5 separate regions of the Homo sapiens genome follow, and all the other regions are linked to region 1. The links are chromatin contacts, found by Hi-C or POLR2A ChIA-PET in ENCODE. All regions are on one chromosome and are shown on one strand. Each heading gives the region's core, a stretch centred on a gene start or an enhancer-like site at or near the end of the contact. The rest is flanking DNA. Distances are from core to core; before and after follow the strand shown.

Region 1 (2,700 bases), core at 1-2,500:
GTGCCTGGCCCTTATCCACAACTCTTAAAGTAGGTGCTAATATTTGCAGTAAGTAGATGGAGATGGCTTATCTTTCGCTGAGTTAGCTTGGTCTGATTTGAGCTGGCAATACACTGCCTTCCAGGTCATTGTCCTGCCTGTGGGTCTTTGCACATCCAGACCACACTTCCTTCCTCTTTACCTAAATCTACCTCTTTCTCATCCTTGGAGAGAAGTATTTGCACCCTTCCTTTGCCCTCAGTCTTTCTTTTTTATTTTTTCATTTCATTTCATTTATTATTATTATTATTATTATTTTTTTTTTGAGACAGAATCTCACAGTCACCTAGGCTGGAGTGCAGTGGAATGATCATGGTTCACTGTAGCCTCAAACTCCTGGGCTCAAGCAATCCTCCCACCTCAGCTTCCCGAGAAGCTGGGACTACAGGTGTGCACCAACAAGCCCGGCTAATTTTTGTAGGTCTCGCTATGTTGCCCAGGCTGGTCTCCAACTCCTGGGCTCAAACGATCCTCCCGCCTTGGCCTCCCTAAGTGCTGGGACTGTAGGCATGAGCCACCGTGCCTGGCCATGCCCAATCTTTCTTACTGCAGTTGGTGATACATGGTTTTTGTTTTCTCTATACATGTATTTTTTGGTGGTGTGTTTAATATCTGTCTTTTCCCAGACTGTCGCCTCCGTGAAAGCAGGAACCTTGTCAGTTTTCTCTCCAAGTTATCCCTCCAACGCCTAGCACAGTGCCTGGCAAATGTAGGAGCTCAACAGGGTTTGCGGAATTATTATGTGTATGTCTGAAGGAAGGATGTTGGCAGTGCGCCCAACGTGTGAGGGGAACCCCACTCTCCAAGGTTCCAGTGGCTTTAAAGGTGTCCTCGAGAAAATCAGAGGAACAGGGGGATGCTTGTTTTCCTTCCTTCCTTCTCTCTCTCTCTCTCTCTCTCTCTCTCTCTCTCTCTCTCTCTCTCTCTCTCTCTCTCTTTTTTGCTTTAAAGTATGCTGAAAGGACACTTTAAACCAAGTCTGAATGGCTCGGCAGGACTGGGGCGCGGGTGCTGGCAGGAGCCGGAGAGGCGACATCTGGCCATGGGAGCATTTGTTTCAAAGTTCAAGGCCGTTCGCTCAGGGTCAAGGTTAGTCCGGCGGGCCGTTCGGAGACCAGCCCCAGCGTGCCAGGACCGTTTCCGGGGCCTGGCCGGGGCGTTGCCGCGGGGTCGGGGACCAGCACGAGTGCTGAGTCACGCCCCGCCCGGGAGCGCCTCGGGTCAGTAACTCGGGAAGACGACCAAGCGGGAGCGGGAGCGGGAGCGGGAGCCGGAGCGAGAGCGCGCGGGCGCGGCCGACAGGTGAGATCGCGCCGCCAGGCGGGCTCTCGAGACCCCGGGCGCCCCGGGCGGGACCGGGACCCGGAAGAGGGGCGAGCGGATTAGAGGCCTGGCTCACGCCGCGTCTGGCGTGGGGAGGTCGGTGCGCGCAGTTGTGGCGCTGCGAGGAGAGGGATACTCGACTCAGGCCCGCCCCTCTCTGTCTCCCCCAAAAAACGCAACAGGGAGATGTGCTCCTGGCCGAGGGCAAAGAAAACTCCACCCTCCTGGTTTGGCCCCTAAATCCCTGCTAAGTTTTCCTAAGGAAGATGGGCTTAGGCCGGGAAGGGCGAACCGGGGAAGAGGGAACACGGGGCGGGTGTAACCCGGATCTTGCGAGGACCGTCCGAGGGTCCGCTGGGTAGAAGCGGCCGGTCCGGACAGAAGCAGGTGTGAGAGGAAAGGGAGAAACCTCAGTCTCTAAGAGGAAAGAAACTGGAGTCAACCCAGTGCCCATAGGCTCGGGGGAGCTGGGGGGTGCAGCACTAGGAAGTCTGCTTCTCCCTTCCCGAAGCCCTGGGTGCTGCAGGGACAAAGACCAGCGGTGAGTAAACTAACTCTGATGGGACGCGTGCAGTCCACCTGGAACTGAATTAGTGGCCTATATTGGGGCTCTCCTTCCAACACCACCTGATCAACACACCCTACCTTTCCCTACAAGGAGAGTCTTTTTGACCCTGGAATTTAAGGTGAGGATGGGGAGTGGTGAGGTCTCTTGGGGGCTGATGATCCTGTAGGAGGACAGGCATAGGGCAGAGAGTCAGATATAGTTTGGGATGGGACTTGCAGGTTTCTGGACTGTGCACCTGTGTTCAAAAGCCTGTATCAGGTTCCAGTGTGCGTGCATGCACCTGCCAGAGAGCCCCGGGATCTCAGATCACACCTGCCCTCACCCCAGCACCTAGAGAGGAGTTCTCCAAGGAGCACAGTGTGTCACCAAGAAGAGGGCACTGAGCCCCAGCCAGGGTGGGCTGGGCAGGCTTAGCACTACCTAGCCCAGAAGTGATGGGCTGGGCAGGCCGGTGGACTCCAGGGCCAGCCTGACTTTTGTCTGGTGGCCAAATGAAGCCAGCGTCCAGGTACAGGTGGTGGGCAGACCATGGGGACCACAAAACTGGCTCTGAGGAGGATGGACAAATTGCTTGGCCTAGGTTTTCTGTGCGGGAGTGAATATGACATCCAGATGAACCTGTCTGCCCCAGAGCTGCCCTCCCCTGGGGATAAAAGGAGGCTGCCTCCCTTAGACTTTGAGTCCCTTTTCAGAAACTGGTCTTTTGGGGGTTCTGTTCTTCAAGTAGTCCCTGAGGGGCTGGCCATGGAGTGTCCCAGGAAGGGAGGCCG
Region 2 (2,700 bases), core at 82-2,581, 810 kb after region 1:
ACTGGGTGACCTTGATAAGGTCGCTGCCCTCAGTAGGCCTGTTTCCTATGGTGCCAGATGAGGGAGTCATCTTAGATGCACAGGAAGAGGATGGAACACCCTATGGCTTGCCGGGCAGAAAATCAAGGCCTGTCACTCCTGCCTTTCACCTGTAGAACTCCACCTGTCTGAACGCCAAAGTCAAGATGACTTTGCCAGTCCATCCCAGCTAACCCCAGCAATAACGTCACCACGTTCAGGGTGGGTGGGCCTGGAGCCTGTACCAGACCTGGCACTGATAAAACGGGCGTCTTTCCCTACAGCTTAGGCTGTTTCTTTAAAATATGGTAGCACAGCTGGCAGAAGAGACAAATACACCTTTAAGACCTGCCAGCGGACAGTATTTTACACTAAGATGTCAAAGGCAACAACACCTCAGGACAGGAGGATGCATGCGTCCAAGTGCTAGAACAAGCATGCCACAGGCGTCCACCCAACTCAAATGACCAGTCGCTTATTTGAGCTCCTGTGCTGGCTAGAAATTACAGCTTAAGAGGAATAAAAAATTCCATTCAGACGTGCCGCTCCAGACACGAGGCCTATGAGCAAAGTTTCCGGTGGCCTCGCCGCCCCTCCCCGTTCCGGGAAGCCGGGCGGGTCACCTCGTCCTCAGATTAACGAGCAGCTCAAACAACTGGGAGAGCCCGGCGACAGCTTCTCCGGGGCACCCGACACCCTCCGCCAGGAACCCCAAATATGGGAGGCCTGGCCTCCAGCCAGCACCCCCGCCTGCTGCTCGATCACCTCCCCAGCATCTCCATGATCACACCTCCTCCCACGGCGCTCGGACCCTCCCGAACAGGCCCTGCGGAAGGGCCCACCGGCCACCTCCCCGCACAGCCCGGGGGCCTATCTGACATCCAGGGCCCGTTTCAAGGACACTGCAGCAGGCAGCCCGGTCTCGGGGGTCTTCCGCCCGATTGCCCCCCTCCCAAAAACGCACACACACAGAGACACTGACAATGCCGGTAGAATCGAAGGCGAAGGCTTTCCTTGCGCCCTGCAGTCCAACTCGATGCTGGCCCGGAGAAGGCCGGGCGCCGGAGGATGGAGGCAGCGGAGGCGGCGAGCGGATGCCGGAACGCAAGGCTGCGGCCAGGACCAGCGGCGGCGCGGGCGGGGGCTCACCTTTTTGACCTGGTCATCCTTCAGCTCCGTGAAGTAATAGGCCAGGAGCTGCGCGGCGATCATGCTGGCGGTCGGGGTCGCGGGGCGGCAGGCGTGGGGACGGTCGGTCCTCCGCAGCCCTGGCGAGCCGTGGTCCTCCGGCGGCTGCTCGGCGGCTCCTCCTCCTCCTCCTCCCCCGGCTCCTCCCCCTCGGCCCGGGGCGCGGCGACAGCTCGCGCGCTCCCGGTCTCCGCGCTCCCGTCCCCTGGAGGGTGACAGCCGCCAGCCGACCCACCTCCTCCACGCCCATTGGTTGCGGCGCGCCTCTGCAACGCCCGGCGGTGGCGTCCCGGCCGGGGAGCGGGGACGCGGCGGCCGCTCCCTCCTGCGCCGGAAAGGGGGCGGGCGACGCAGCGAAATCCCCCCCGACCCCGCATCATCCTGCACGTCCCCCACGTAGGGAGCCGATGCGGGCCTTCACGCGTGGCGGCGCCGTGCCCGGGTGGGCCGTGCCAGGCGGGGAGGTGCGAGGCGCAGGCAGGAGGCACCGCCCGGCTCCGCCGGGACGAGAAGCCCCTAGGGCTAGTCTAGGGACTGGCAGCCCCGGGGGCACGAAGGCGGTCCCATTCCTCGGAAATGAGGGCTCGCCCCTAGGAGTCCGGTGGACGCCGAGGTGCCGGAGGGGACTTGCAGAAGTGGGCGTGGAAAGCGGGCGGAAGCGGGAGCCGGGGACGCTACGCAGTCCTCGCACCCGGGTCCCGCGCCTTCCTCACCCAGGCCGAACGCACCGGCCTACCTGGGTCTTCAGCGGCAGTGCATCACCTCTCCCCGGCGTGCCCCGCCTAATCTCCAGCTGGCAGATTTGTATTGCTGAACCCAAAGCGACACCCCAGAGCACCCGCCCCCGAGTCACCAGCTCCGGTGGCTCTCCCTCAGGGCGCACTCCCTCTGGGCGGGACTTGGGCCACAGGTCGTGGCCTGTCCCCATCCTCTGGGCCTCCTCTTGCTCTTGGGCATCCAGGCCCACTGGGACTTGGGGCACGGTTCAGCGCCCCTTCCCAGGTGCCGTGTTTTCTACTTTCCCAGAGGAAGTTACGTAGGATGGGAGGACTCCCTAGAGGTGCTACCAGGACAGCCACTTTAGGATTCTTAGATTAATTATTTCTGTGTTCCGGAAGCCTCCAGGAGCTTTAGTGCCTTACAAAATGACATGTAATGAGCTCAAATATACAAACAAGTTGTTGCTATTCTGGTTAGACAGGTAAGGAAATTGAAGCTCAGTGAGGCCTCAGTCTTGCTGGACTTTATACAGCCAGGAAGTTGTAGATCTAGGATCACAGCTTGGATCTGTGAGTCTTTGAAGCAGGTGCTCACCTCTAGGGTTTGCTGTGGTCCCAGTTGTATAGAGCCCCTCTGCCTAAATAGGTCACTTTCCTGCAACCAAGTCTGCACCATATGGTGCCCTGAGATCCAACCCCCAACCTCTACCCTAGCTCTTGACTTTAGGAGTCCCTAGCCCTTGACCAGGCCTAGCAAAGGTACAGTCAAATCAGA
Region 3 (2,700 bases), core at 50-2,549, 950 kb after region 1:
TAAAGTGAAAGGCCTTGCTTAACACTGGAAGAATATGTCAAAGAATAACATATACTGTGAGTTCCATCACATGTTTAGTGAAAGTACTGTACTTCTGCTCTGAAAAACATATTGTAGTCTATATTTTAGATTTACAATAGGAGGCACCAATGTCGCTTGTTGAAGTGAGACATTTCTCCTCCTATTCCTGGAGACAATTCTGGATAGCATTTCCTCAATCTCCCAGTTTCATATGGTCAGAGGAAACTCCCTTACCTCCCTAATCATCCCGAAACTCACCTTGAAAACATTCACATGCCTCTCTGTCAACGAATCCATCCAAACTTAAGTTTTGCTGAGCAAAGCCCGCTGCCACTAACTGATGCTACCTCTTCTTTTCTCTCTGGAGCCGGGGACACCCTACCTTGTTCTAGACCTTGTCATGTTCTACCTTGTATTACAGTTCACTTTCCATACACGTGTCCTCCCCCACGATACCGTTACGTTTCTTAAGAGGGGATCTGGATCTGAGTCTGGTTCCTCTTGGCAACCACCACACAGCCTAACAGCGTGGTATGAGTCGGCGCCTCCTCAATGATAAAGAATCCTAAAAGGAGTCTCCGCTGGCTTTTCACTGCCACATCCCATTCGGGGGTGGGAGAGAAACAAAGAATGCAAGAAAGAGCGGGCGTCCACCTAACAACTCAAAAAAGTCAAATCTTCCCAACACATGAGTGTCTAAACCATTCAGAGAGCAGGGCAGTAAAAGGGAAAAGGCCGCTTCTGGGACGAGGCGTTAAGAATTAATCAGATACAGTCCTAAGCCGTTTGAGGGGCTCACACACCAGCGAAGGAGGCAGACACTGAGAGGCACGATGACAACACTCGATGGGACCTCGGATCCCCAGGGGAAGGGGATGTAGCTTCCTCCCAACCAGCCTCGGCCCAGCAGACACCACCCTCTGCCGCCCTCAGTAGTTCCCGCACTCACTCTTGTCCAGAGGCCGGGTTAGCTCGGCCCCGACGTCGCCGTCGGCGCTGGGGCCCTGAGGTTTCACAGTCAGGGGCACGAACAAGGACGTGTTTGGTATTTTGGAGCCACCGGAGGCAGAGGAGGAGGCGGTGGCAAGGACAGAAACTTGCCCCAGAACCCCGGGAAAGGGCCCAAAGTGGGGACGAAGGGCAGAGCAGATGGCTGCCCGGTGGCCAGCCTGGCGCCCCGCCGGGAGCCGAGCCCACAATAGGGCACGGGAGAAGGACATCGAGGCCGCAGGTTCTACACTGTCTGGCGCAGCCGCGGACACGGCGGCGGACAGTGACGCGCACCTCCAGCGCCTGCTGTCCAGAAAGACCCAGGCCGAGCAGGTAAGCTGCCCGGGAAAACGCCTGACCGTTAAGGAAAACGCCGTGCCGTGAGGGTGTTCTTTCAGGGAAAAAGAAGATTAGCAGGCAAAACCACTAGAGATAATTCTCGTTCTCTTTCTCTGTTTTGTTGGTGATTGGGACCACCTTTCCCTAAAGAAGGGAAAATAATCAGGCATCTTTGGGATGTCATACATGAGCGGAGGGGGCCTGCTAGTCGTGTCACGTGATGCAAACTAGTACTTTGGTAAGCAAGTGTCCAGAAGCACGTGGGTGAGCAGTGAGAGAATGGGTGGTGGAGCAGCAACTGCGAATGCTCAGGGTACGAGTATGTCTTGCGGACTCAAACACTAAATAGCATTTCCCAAAAGTTTCTTGCATTGTTAACCGTCATTTCCTGATATGATAACGTTAGCGATAATAACTTGATATGCCCCTCAGAAATGTTGCTAAGAAATATTGTTGCACTATTAAACCCCTTGTATTACGTAAGTACTTTTGCTTTAATGTGAGCAGTTTGCGTACATCATCCTAGCAGCTATGACCACATAGTTGTGACCACATGGCAAAAATACGTGCTCTGTACCCCAGCCATAGTTTCGTTCCATTGCATTTGTTGAATACCGTGTTCTCATGTGAGGCTGCAACATGTTAAATTCACAAGTTTAACCCGGGCGTGGTGGTTCACGCCTGTAATCGCAGCACTTAGGGAGGGCGAGGCCGGTGGATCATCTGAGGTCAGGAGTTCGAGACCAGCCTGGCAAACATGGTGAAATCCCCTCTCTACTAAAAATACAAGAATCAGCCGGGCGTGGTGGTGCACACCTGTAATCCCAATTACTAGGGAGGCGGAGGCAGGAGAATCGTTTGAACCTGGGTGCCAGAGGTTGCAGTGAGCCGAGATCGGGCCACTGCTCTCCAGCCTGGGCAACAGAGTGAGACTCCGTCTAAAAAAAAAAAAAATTCACAAGTTTAGCATCTCCATCCACATCTCTTTATACTTACATCATTAAGATCTTACAACTTGAAGGAACGTGTTATGTAATATACAATACTGTATGTCTAATAGGATTCCAGTAACAATTTGCCACGTGCCTTTGATTCACAAAATAATTTTTAAACATCAGGGATACAAGGAGACAGTCCTTTGCTTTCAAAGGTTCTGATCTGGTTTTGGTGGTAAGAACAGTACACGTTAAATAATGCACTTATTACTCTAATAGACTAATGGCAGTTCAAAGAAAGGAGCAATTTGAGAGTGGTAAGGAGATTTCTGCCAGACTTAAAAGTAAAACATAGAGAAGCGGTAAGTAAATTCTAGTCAGTGGAAACGATGTAAGCAGAGGCTTAACTAAGGAA
Region 4 (2,700 bases), core at 72-2,571, 680 kb before region 1:
GGCGGGTGGATCACCACAGGTCAGGAGTTCAAGGCCAGCCTGGCCAACATGGAGAACCCCGTCTCTACTAAAAATACAAAAATTAGCCGGGCGTGGTGGCGTGCGCCTGTAATCCCAGCTACTCAGGAGGCTGAGGCAGGAGAATCGCTTGAACCCAGGAGGCAGAGGTGGCGGTGAGCCGAGATCATGCCACTGCACCCCAGTCTGGGCAACAGAGTGAGACTCCGTCTCCAAAAAAACAAAACAAAACAAAACAAAATAAAAGGTGGCAAAACGCTCAGCTACCAAAAGCAAGCATCAGAGGTGAAATCTACACACTGGGATCCTTTGGACTAAAAAAACGGAGACAAATGCCTTGGAACCAGGAGGATGTCTGCAAAAGGCTCACCAACATCAGAAGGTCTGTGCTAGGCATCTTCCTCTTCCAGCCTCCTCTCCGCGCTCCCCTTTTTCAGACTCTGTAAAAGGGAACCAGGTTTGTTTACTTCTAGAGCTTTAAACTGTCTCGCCAGCCCGCCTAGATTCGCCAGAGCAGCCAAGTTATGGTTCTCTCCCTCCTTTGAAGGCTCAGATTTCATTCCCAGATATCACAGTCCACCCCTAGCACCCCAGACCAGCGAATCAAAATCCTGCTGCAACTAGGTTTCCCTCCCACAGCTGATGAAACTAATCCAGACCCAGACTCCCACAAAGCATTCCACCCAGGTGGAAACTAGGGGAAACGCCCCGTCTGCGCGCGATCGGGGTGGGGAGCCCAGCCCAGGCCACCTAACCCGGGCTGAAGGTGCCGAGGCTACCAGGGTCCTGCCTCCTCCGCACTCCCTTCAGAATCAGCACGGCCTCGCTCTCGTTGTCACCCCTCCCGTCGGAGGACCAGCAAATCCTGGCCGCCCATGCCTACCCCGCGGCAGGCGTGGGCTCCAGACCCGCCCCACCGCGGCCCCGCGCCCGCCCGCCGTCCACTTGCTTGGACCTCAGCGGCTGGTGCCCACGCCTTCAGCCCGCCCCCGCCCCCGCCCCGGCCGCAGCCGCCCCGCCGCCTCTGCCCGCCCTCGGCCCACCCGGCCCCTGTCCTCTCCTCACCCCGCGGCGCCTCCGTCCCGACCCTCACCGCCCCCCGGAGCCCGCGGCGGCCCCTCCACCTCCTCACGCCGGAACCAGCTTCCAGTCTCCTTCCCTCGAGCACCCGGCCGGCTCCACCTCCTGCGTCTCCCTCAGCACGCGACGGACTCGCAGGCCGCGAGACCCAGGCTCCCCTGTTGCCGCCGCCGCCGCCGAGATTGGAGGCCCGGCAGCCGCCGGCCTCGCCCCTCCCGGAAATGGCTCCGGGGGCACCGGCCCGGCTCCCGGACCCTGGCGTGCGCGGCCCCGCTGCTACCAGCCGCGCGCACGCCCAGACCCGGGCCCCACGGCCTGTGCGCGCCGCCTACCGGCCAGGCAGCGGGCTGCACCCAGACCCTCCAGTGAATGTCTCAACCAGGCCGTCCTGGGGCGGCTGTGGTATCCCGACGGTCACCAACTTCTCTTCCAAACTGCCTTGGACAAAAAACTTTCTTGTCACATTTGGTCACTTGGAGCCTCCTGAGAGAGTAGGTCTGCAGGGCATTGTACAAACTAATCCAAAACAGCCACAGAGTTGGGTCTCTTTCCTGGGCCAGGGACTTCATTTTTCCATCGAGGTCAGTGGTGCCTGAAGAAAAGCAACAAGGAAACTTATTTAATGGAAATATCATCCTCATCCTCCCCTCCACCACTGCCCCCCCCCACCCCAAAAATAAAATGGAGAGCAGAGGCTACTCTGCCATCACTACTTTCATGAGCAGTGCTGGGAATCACCTTATACACAAGTGCAAGGGCCCACTGGGATCACAAAGGTCGCCTTCATTTCCAGATGAAAAAACTAAGTCTCAGCTGGGTGTAGTGGCTTACATCGGTAATCCCGGCACTTGGGGATGCTGAGGCGGGAGGGTTGTCTGAGCCCAGGAGCTCTAGATCAGCCTGAGCAACATAGTGAGACCCCCAACTCCAAAAAGAAAAAGAAAAAACTAAGTCTCACATAGGTTTCCCATGACTTGTCCAGGTTGTCATAACATTGCTTTAGTGGTAGCAGAAGGCAGTGCAGTTACATGGAACCAACTGGTCAGTGACCTGCATTCAAGATTTTTTTTCAATAGATTTTAAAATGACACCTAGATAGACTCTTGAAATCTCTCAAACAAAAATGACACTAATGAGGGTACCCAATTCCATCCCCTTGGAAAATGTTGCCATGACACTAAAATTAGGGCATCATCACTACCGTCATTATCCACATGTAGTGCTTTCAGGATGAAATGTACTATCACAGCTGCCCTCCTCTGCATACCCCATCGGCACTTCCCACTTCCCCAGCCATAATGGTTAAGGCCCTGAAAGACTATGAACAGGTTATCTTTAGGCCTCCTCACCCCCATTCCGTCAGAACTCCCAGACATTTCTACCATCCAGAGCCCCTGACTCAGGCATGAACACCCCCATACCCTTAGCCCCCTCACTACTATTCCCCAGCAGACATGCATTCTCAGTGTTTGAGGGTCAGAAAATGTTCTGGGGCCTCCTGCCAATGCCTACTCATCAAGAGTTGCTTTAGGGTTTCAGGTATGCCTTCCCATTCTCCATCTCCTACCCTTCTGCTTTAATTCTTCATCAGATCCCCCAGGA
Region 5 (2,700 bases), core at 12-2,511, 720 kb after region 1:
CCTACACTGTTTCCAAAAGGAAATGAAAAGCCTCAACACAACCCAGTGTCCTCCCTGGGGACGGGGTAGGAAGCCACGCAATGGTACTCTGCATCACTTCCTCAAAGGTGGTATGAAAGAGCATTTGCTGACACAAACGAGGTTCCCAGCCAAATGCTGATAAACCATAAGCAGATGACACAGCAGCATGTGATATATGGCGCTTTTCCACTGTCCCATGCCTCCATAGCGATGTTGGTGCAGATGGAGCCTTATTAACACCAGTCATTCTATCCATCCAGACAGATACAGATTATATATATATATATATATATATATATATATATATATATGTATATATATATATGTATATATGTATATATATATATATACATATACATATACATATACGTATACGTATACATATATGGCTATACTGTAGGATACACTCCAAGACACCCGGTGGATGCTTGAAACTTCAGATAGCACTGAATTCTCTCTATATAGATATATACTGTTTTTTTCCTCAACATACCTATGATAAAGTTTAATTTATAAATTAGGCACAGTAAGAGATTAACAGTAACTAGTAATAAAACAGAACAAGTATAACAATATACTGTAATTAAACTTCTGTGAATGAGGTCTCTCCCTCTCAAAATATCTTGTTGTACTCTCCTCCCCTATTTTGGATCCGCAGTTGGGAGGGGTTACTGAAACCCGGGAAAGTGAAACTCCCATCAGGGGTGACTACTATTCATACATATGATTCTGGAAAAAATATGCCAGATATTAATAGTTAATGTTAATAGTGGTGGGAGTGGGATAATTTTACTGCCTCCTTTGTGCTTAATGGCATTTTAAATTGCAAACAAATTATTTCTTAATTTGTTTCATTCACTTTTCCTTTTTTTGACACGTGTCTATCACGTGGAAGGATGTGATATGGAAGGACGCAGGGCTACTGCTGGCGTCCCTTTTGCAGGGAAGCCGTCTCCTGGCACACAGGCTACCCAATGCCACCTTTATTTTTGTTTAAATCAAACCAAGTCCCTGGGAGGCGCCCAGGGTGGGCCCGCAGGGGCGGCTCCACAGTGCCCGCGGGGTCCCAGGACCAGGCGCTGGCAGACTTCGGAGTCGCCCCCGGGCCCTCCGCTGCCCAGGCCTCGGCTCTCCCTGCAGGTACCACCTCGTGGTGATCGCCCTCATCTACTTCCTGCCGCTCGCGGTGATGTTTGTAGCCTACAGCGTCATCGGCCTCACGCTCTGGAGGCGCGCAGTGCCCGGACATCAGGCGCACGGTGCCAACCTGCGCCACCTGCAGGCCATGAAGAAGGTGGGCGCGGGGGCGGGGGCCTGGAGGGGGCGGGGCCTGGAGGGGGCGGGGGGCTGGCGGGGGCGAGGCCTCATGGGGGCGGGGCCGGACGGGGTGGGACGGGGGTGGGACGGGGGCGGGACGGGGGCGGGACGGGGCCTGACCCCGCCCTGGGGAGCCGCCCTTACGGTCTCAAGGCCGGTCCGCAAGAGGGCGCCCGGGAGAAGCTTGCGGAAGCTGCCTTCGCGCGAAGTCTGGGGCCAGAGCCTGACCGCGTTCCTCCCAGCCGGGCGGATTTGCCTTTGGTCTTTGGCCAAATACAAAATTAAAGAAACTTGCCGGGCGCGGCGGCTCACGCCTGTAATCCCAGCTCTCAGGGAGGCAGAGGCGGGAGGATAGCTTGAGCCCAGGAGTTCGAGACCTGCCTGGGCAACATAGCGAGACCCCGTTCTCCACAAAAAGGAAGAAAAAAAAAAGACAAAAAAAAATTAACTTCCCAGAATGTTAGGGGAGTCAGGGACTCCTAAAGCCCCGTAGAATTCAGATACCCCCAAGAATCTTAGAATGATAAAATATTAAAATCTTAGACTTTTTGAATAATCAGAATGTTGAAATTGAGAAGCCCCACAGAACTATAGAAGGTGCCTGACAGTCACAGGAGAGCCCTCAAAGGCTGGAACTGCGGACCCCGGAGGTCGTGGAGACCAGATAGTTGTCCAGCTTCATCAAATCTGTCTCCAGTTTCTTCCGGAAGTGGCAGTGTCCCCCTACTCCCTGCCATCCAGGGTCCCCCGAAGGTCCTGATGTAGCCCTCTGTGCCCAAGACCCCCTTCACCCTCCTTCAGTCCAAGCTTGTCCTTGCCCCCTTCCTACCAGGCAACAGGGGAGGTAATGGGTTAACCACATCATGTAGCCAGGTCAAAGCCATGCTTCTCACCCAAAAGTAGGCATCTTTCACAGGGTGGTTCGGGGAGATAGCTGCACATGGGCGCCATCTGGTGCCCCTCATGGAGCACTGGCCTCCATCTGCTCCACACTAGGGGTCTCAACCCAGATCCTACGTGAGGATCAGGGTGCCCAGGAGCCCCCAGACCTTTTGTAATTGGCATGCTGGGCTGCCAAACGGAGCAGGAGTGTGCCTGCAGGGGCCAGGCTCTGAGGAGGGGGAGGTCCAGGAGCTGACCCGTGGGCAGAGGCAGGGGTCCCTGGTTGGAACCTTACAGCCCACAGAGAGAAGGGCTGTGCCGATACGGATCCCAGAGAGGGGGCGTCCTGGGAACGCATAGCTGACACAGGGGCTCCCCCAGGGATGGGGTTAGGAGAGAGAGCTCAGCCACTCTCCAGGGAGGGGGAGCTGCAGTGAATGAAGGGGTCCCAGACACCTTTTGTAGGAAGTGGCCATTGAG

The links. A loop is a pair of places that touch in the nucleus more often than their neighbours do. ChIA-PET counts read pairs that join two places held with the same protein, here RNA polymerase II (POLR2A). Pooled maps may share reads with other maps.
Region 2: a loop to region 1 is called in a pooled map, with 4 times the contacts of the local background. The contact joins the promoter of HK1 here to the promoter of AIFM2 in region 1. A Hi-C loop is called at or near these places in 2 of 168 maps with a recorded cell type or tissue (both naive thymus-derived CD4-positive, alpha-beta T cell), 3 of 37 single-sample maps with no recorded cell type and 8 of 50 pooled maps. POLR2A ChIA-PET finds 5 or more read pairs at or near these places in 1 of 52 experiments (activated CD4-positive, alpha-beta T cell).
Region 3: a pooled map shows a loop between it and region 1 (4-fold over the local background). The contact joins the promoter of SUPV3L1 here to the promoter of AIFM2 in region 1. A Hi-C loop is called at or near these places in 1 of 168 maps with a recorded cell type or tissue (transverse colon) and 10 of 50 pooled maps. POLR2A ChIA-PET finds 5 or more read pairs at or near these places in 2 of 52 experiments (MCF 10A and activated CD8-positive, alpha-beta memory T cell).
Region 4: a pooled map shows a loop between it and region 1 (3-fold over the local background). The contact joins the promoter of SGPL1 here to the promoter of AIFM2 in region 1. A Hi-C loop is called at or near these places in 2 of 168 maps with a recorded cell type or tissue (B cell and CD4-positive, alpha-beta T cell) and 6 of 50 pooled maps. POLR2A ChIA-PET finds 5 or more read pairs at or near these places in 1 of 52 experiments (BJ).
Region 5: a loop to region 1 is called in a pooled map, with 4 times the contacts of the local background. The contact joins the enhancer-like site here to the promoter of AIFM2 in region 1. A Hi-C loop is called at or near these places in 1 of 168 maps with a recorded cell type or tissue (B cell) and 5 of 50 pooled maps. POLR2A ChIA-PET finds 5 or more read pairs at or near these places in 1 of 52 experiments (CD4-positive, alpha-beta T cell).

The regions. Positions count from the first base shown.
Region 1 is chr10:70,131,375-70,134,074 of GRCh38, reverse strand. AIFM2 (AIF family member 2) reads left to right here and starts at 1,250. Exons shown (of 9, transcript NM_032797.6): 1 at 1,250-1,341. RefSeq lists silencers at 1,076-1,395, 1,228-1,437 and an enhancer at 959-1,459.
Region 2 is chr10:69,317,478-69,320,177 of GRCh38, reverse strand. HK1 (hexokinase 1) reads right to left here and starts at 1,331. Exons shown (of 18, transcript NM_000188.3): 1 at 1,168-1,331. The coding sequence starts at 1,230. RefSeq lists enhancers at 748-797, 2,088-2,317 and a silencer at 1,098-1,777.
Region 3 is chr10:69,178,833-69,181,532 of GRCh38, reverse strand. It overlaps SUPV3L1 (Suv3 like RNA helicase), which reads right to left and starts at 1,299. Exons shown (of 15, transcript NM_003171.5): 1 at 971-1,299. The coding sequence starts at 1,241. RefSeq lists an enhancer at 1,215-1,584.
Region 4 is chr10:70,814,569-70,817,268 of GRCh38, reverse strand. SGPL1 (sphingosine-1-phosphate lyase 1) reads right to left here and starts at 1,321. Exons shown (of 15, transcript NM_003901.4): 1 at 1,143-1,321; 2 at 389-458. The coding sequence starts at 415. RefSeq lists silencers at 906-1,015, 1,096-1,185, 1,206-1,525.
Region 5 is chr10:69,407,537-69,410,236 of GRCh38, reverse strand. It overlaps TACR2 (tachykinin receptor 2), which reads left to right. Exons shown (of 5, transcript NM_001057.3): 3 at 1,162-1,315. Among named protein-coding and RNA genes, the nearest start is that of TACR2, 8.0 kb to the left of the region's middle. RefSeq lists silencers at 934-1,033, 1,324-1,603. Within about 2 kb of position 1,261, at least 31 of the 41 ENCODE cell types and tissues checked have a DNase peak (open chromatin) inside an H3K27ac peak, as active enhancers do; they include B cell, where a contact is called at or near this core.